Linked DNA regions of Homo sapiens: region 2 is linked to region 1. Evidence: chromatin loops called from intact Hi-C (ENCODE). Cell type or tissue: CD14-positive monocyte. All regions are shown on one strand.

Region 1 (2,500 bases):
CACTAGTGACCAATAGTTAGAAGCAATAAAGAAGGGTGTCAGGTCTGAAGGGACATCAAATTCAGTGACTTTAAAGTTCCCTTCTAGTACCACGGGTGTGACCCTGTGCTTTTATGGTTCACTTAGGCATTCTTTCCTGGGCTGAGCTGTGGAGTAGACAGAACGCAGTTTCCTGCATAACACAGCCCTGGGTTCCAACGAAATCCCACCACTCACAGCTATGTGGCCTTGGGTTTGTCATTTCTCCAAGTCTGTTGTCCTTGTCTACAAAAACAGAGATACCACCTCCCTCCTGAGAGCATTAGTAACTATGAGACAGAGGATACTGGGCCATGTCTTAGCCTGTTCAAGTCTCTGTCACAAAATGCCACAGACTGAGTAATTTATAAACAAAAGATGTTTCTGTCTCACATTTTGGAGGCTGGAAGCCCAGGATCAAGGTGCCAGTAGACTCAGTGTCTGGTGAGGGCCCATCCCTCATAGAAGGCACCTTCTGTGTTTCCTCATATGGTGAGGAAGGCGAACAAGCTCCTTCAAGTCTCTTTTATAAAGGCACCAACCTCATTCACCTCCTAATCACCTAATCACCTCCTAAAGGCCCCACCTCTTAATACCAACACATTGAGGGTTAGGTTTCAACACATGAATTTTGGAGAGGCACAAACATTCAGATCATAGTAGTCCCGGTCGCCAAGTCCCACTATTCTTTTTTTGGTGTTGTTTTTGTTTTTGGGAAGGAGTCTTGCTCTGTTGCCTGGGAAGGAGTCTTGCTCTGTTGCCTAGGCTGGAGTGCAGTGGCATGATCTCAGCCCATTGCAACCTCTGCCTCCTAGATTCCAGCAATTCTCCTGCCTCAGCCTCTCGAGTAGCTGGGACTACAGGCATGCACCACCACGCCTGGCTAATTTTTATATTTGCAGTAAAGATGGAGTTTCGACATGTTGGCCAGGCTGGTCTTGAACTCCTGACCCCAGATGATCTGCCCACTTCTGCCTCCCAAAGTGGTAGGATTACTGGTGTGAGCCAGTGCGCCCACCTCCAAGTCCCCCTATTCTTGATAAGCTGCCTGTCCTCCAATGTTGGTTAAGGAAACAGATATTCAGTCCTCCCCAGTGTGTGTGCTGAAGCTTCTGGTCATAACCCCAGCTTGGGCCTTCCTGCTCCCTTCCTCTCCTCCTGGCCTGTTCCTGCTTGGCTATTGCAGGTGGACGCTGCTCAAGTGCATCTGGATACCAAGGGTCTGAGAGGCAGGAATACAACTAGAGGAGCCAGAACAATTCCAACACAGGGAGCTCCCAAGAGAAATCCCAAGGGAAGTCCAAAGAGAAGTTGCCATGTGGGCCTGAGAGTCTTGGGCCACTTTGCTTGTGCACCTCCCCTCGCCCTGCAGAGCGACTGAGTTCCTGGCTGTTGGCTCCTAGGGGATGCAGAGTTGCCCAGGTGTGATCAGAGGGGAGGAAGCCTTGAGCTCCCCCTAGTGGCCGTGGCCGGGCATGTAAACCAGAGGCCCAGGTTGGGGGCTGCGGGCCCCACCTCCCACCCCCACTCCACGCAAGACTCTTAGGGCCTCATCATCAGACTTTGGAGTCCACTTTCCAAATGTGGCACCACTCCTTTCCACAAAACCAGGGGCCACAAATGAGAGATTTGGTGCCTCTAATTTATTTGGCCAGCTCCATGTTAAAGAAAAACTTTACTTGCCAATACATAAGCGTTGGATTTGACATAAAAATCCAGACATGTGATTTCTCTTGCAAAATCAGAAGCCCTGGCAGATGAAGCCTCGCTGGCTTGCTCACTGCTCACCTCCTGTTGCGTGGCCAGCCCAGTTCCTAACAAGCCATGGACTGGTACTGGTCCGGGGCCGAGGGTTGGGGACCCCTGCAGTAGAGGGCAGGGGCAGAGGTGGGGAGGCCATTAAGAGGCTGTTGTTCTGATGCAAGTGAGAGATTAGGGTGCGCTGGACCAGGGTGGTGTTTAGTAATCATGATTAGAAATGGTTGGTACCGGCCGGGCACAGTGTCTCACGCCTGTAATCCCAGTACTTTGGGAGGCCAAGGTGGGCTGATCACCTGAGGTCAGGAGTTTGAGACCAGCCTGACCAACATGGAGAAACCCCCATCTCTACTAAAAACACAAAATTAGCCGGGCGTGGTGGCGCATGCCTATAATCCCAGCTACTCAGGAGGCTGAGGCAGGAGAATCGCTTGAACCCGGGAGGCGGAGGTTGTGGTGAGCCGAGATCACGCCATCACACTCCAGCCTAGGCCATAAGAGCGAAACTGTCTGGAAAAAAAAAAGAAAGAAAGAAAAAACAAAGAAAGAAAGAAAAAAAAAAGAAGTGGTTGGTACCACAGAATTGAACCCCCTCTCGTATATAAAAAGCATCTTCTGTCTCCCATTTTTCCTCATTTCTGCTCTAACTGAGGCTGAGAGTCCCTGGTTGTAGCCTTGTAGCCCCGTCAGGCTGTAGCCTGAGCCATTTTTTCTGGAACTGATG
Region 2 (2,500 bases), 240 kb before region 1:
GGAGGCTGGGGAACAAGAATCCATTGAACCCAGAAGGGGAGGTTGCAGTGAGCCGAGACTGCACCACTGCACTCCAGCCTGGGTGACAGAATGAGACCCTGTCTCAAAAGAGAAACAAACAAACAAACAAAAAAGAACGTCCATCTCAACTGCCTCTGCTTGATTACCTTTGCAGATGGGGAACTCACACCCTCAAAAGGTCTCCCTCACACTGTTTCAGGTGTTTTATTTGAAAGCTGCCTTGTAAACATCTACCTCCTTTTAGCTTCTACTCCGTGATGTCCACAAGAGCCACATAGGGTGGTTCTGTCCACACTTCAGGTCTTCCTGCCCCTGACAGACAGGAAAGAGCTCTGACACCTCACCTCCCCCAGCCATCTCCTCCCACTAAGCGCCTGAGGAGGAGTGTGCAGGAGGCCACCAGAGCTGCTGCTGGCACTGCCAGGGAGACACCAACCTGCTTGGCAGCAGGCCTAAGGGACCCTCTCCCAGGCCCAACCCCTCCCTGGGTTTGCTACATCAGCCAGGTTTAAGACCCAGGACCCATCATCTCAGCCTCTCCACTGAATGTGGCATCAGGGCCCTCCCAGTTGCCCCAAAGCAGACAGCGGACATTACCTGTTGGAGGCAGAGAGCTCCTGTGAGAGCCAGGGCTGGCTGGAATCCCAGGAGAACTGCTGGGACGTTCCCAGGTGGTCTCTGGTGAAAGAAGAGCAAAGAAAATCACTTTGAGAATGTCACAGGGCAGAACCTGAGTTTCACAGAGCAGAAGGAGATGCTCAGAGCTGGAGAAAAAGAGAGACAGCCAATCGCCCTCCTCCCCAACCCTGGCCAGACAGGACCCTGCTTTCTGCTCCCATATCCATCCATCTCCCTTCCTGGCCCCTGCCCCCTTCCACCATCCCATGACCACAGAGCTTGTTTTTGCTGGGGGCCCTTCTTGATGAGGCTGGGGCCAGAAGGAGATGGACTTCCTGTTGAGATGTCAAGATCCTCTAAAATATCCTCTGCCCCAACCTGCCTCTTCATTCACCCCTACTTTGTCTCGGGGCTCTGGACTCTTCTCCTGGAACCCTGAAGTTGCCAACCAGGTATTTCTCCCCAAATGTCCACTGTTACCTGAAACTCCAAAGCACAGAGGTGCAGGAGCCTGTAAAGAGACAGGGGCCCTCTGCCACCTGGTGGTGACTTCCAAGTTTCTTCCTGATTTCGCAGTTCTAAGTCTCATTTGAGCTGTAACTGCTGAATTTGCCTGGTCACCTCTCTCTCTTCCAATGCCCTGCTACAGGCTCTAATCAGAAATAAAACTGGCCGGGCACAGTGGCTCACAACTGTAATCCCAGCACTTTGGGAGGCCTAGGTGGGCAGATCACTTGAGGTCAGGAGTTCGAGACCGGCCTGGCCAACATGGTGAAACCCTGTCTCTACTAAAAACACAAAAATTAGCCAGGCGTGGTGGCACGTGCCTGTGATCCCAGCTACTCAGGAGGCTGAGGCAGGAGAACCCTTGAACCTGGGAGGCAGAGGTTGCAGTGAGCCGAGATTGTGCCACTGCACTCCAGCCTGGGAGACAGAATGAGACTCTGCCTCAAAAAAAAAGAAAGAAAGAAAGGAAAGAAAGGAAAGAAAGGAAAGAAAGGAAAGAAAGAAAGAAAGAAAGAAAGAAAGAAAGAAAGAAAGAAAGCAAAGAAAGCAAAGAAAGAGAGAAAACTAATACTGCAAGCTATAGTATTGTCCCCCAAACACTACTTTACCCATTTCACTGCCATGAGCAGAGACTTCTTATGAAGTTATCTAGTGATAAAAATAATACTTTCTCACTACATACAATTTGATAATGCAGGAAAACACACAAAAATAAATATCACCCATCATCCCACCATTCAGAGGTCATCACCATCAACATTTTGGTATCCATATGTTGATTTGTTTTCTAAGCATATGTTTCTCTTTAAAATGAGACAAAATCAAACTATAGATTCTTTTTATGTATAAATTTTTGTGAATACCTTTCCAAAATCTGTCCAGGCACAGTGGTTCATGCGTCTTATCTCAATACTTTTGGGAGGCTGAGGTGGGTGAATTGCTTAAACTCAGGAGTTTGAGACCAGCCTGGGCAAGATGGTGAAACCCCATCTCCACCAAAAATACAAAAATTAGCCAGGTGTGGTAGCACGTGCCTGTGGTCCCAGCTACTCAGGAGGCTGAGCTGGGAGGATTACTGGAGCCTGGGAAGTCGAGGCTGCAGTGAGCCATGATGGCGCCACTACACTCCAGCCTGGGTGACAGAGCAAGACCCTGTCTCAAAAAATGAAAATAGGCCGGGCGCGGTGGCTCATGTCTGTAATCCCAGCAATTTGGGAGGCCGAGGCGGGTGGATCACTTGAGGTCAGGGGTTCGAGACCACCCTGACCAACATGGTGAAACCCGATCTCCACTAAAAATAACAAAAATTAGCTGGGCGCGATGGTGTGTGCCTGTAATCCAGCTACTCAGGAGG

What was found. Hi-C counts contacts between places; a loop is a spot of excess contacts. Peaks named below come from ENCODE experiments on the same cell type or tissue, not always from the same donor. Only the 100,000 strongest peaks of a DNase experiment are listed, where the experiment ranks them.
Region 2: a loop joins it to region 1, with 3 times the contacts of the local background. A loop is called at or near these places in 9 of 110 quality-filtered maps.

The regions. Positions count from the first base shown.
Region 1 is chr17:10,225,571-10,228,070 of GRCh38, forward strand. No RefSeq gene overlaps it. Among named protein-coding and RNA genes, the nearest start is that of GAS7, 28 kb to the left of the region's middle. In CD14-positive monocyte, CTCF peaks have their summits at 1,467 (motif pointing left) and 1,666; a DNase peak (open chromatin) is centred at 1,471.
Region 2 is chr17:9,981,186-9,983,685 of GRCh38, forward strand. It overlaps GAS7 (growth arrest specific 7), which reads right to left. Exons shown (of 14, transcript NM_201433.2): 3 at 619-699. Among named protein-coding and RNA genes, the nearest start is that of RCVRN, 77 kb to the left of the region's middle. RefSeq lists an enhancer at 1-466. In CD14-positive monocyte, a CTCF peak has its summit at 1,190 (motif pointing left); no DNase peak of the experiment used is centred here; H3K27ac peaks cover 1,656 bases.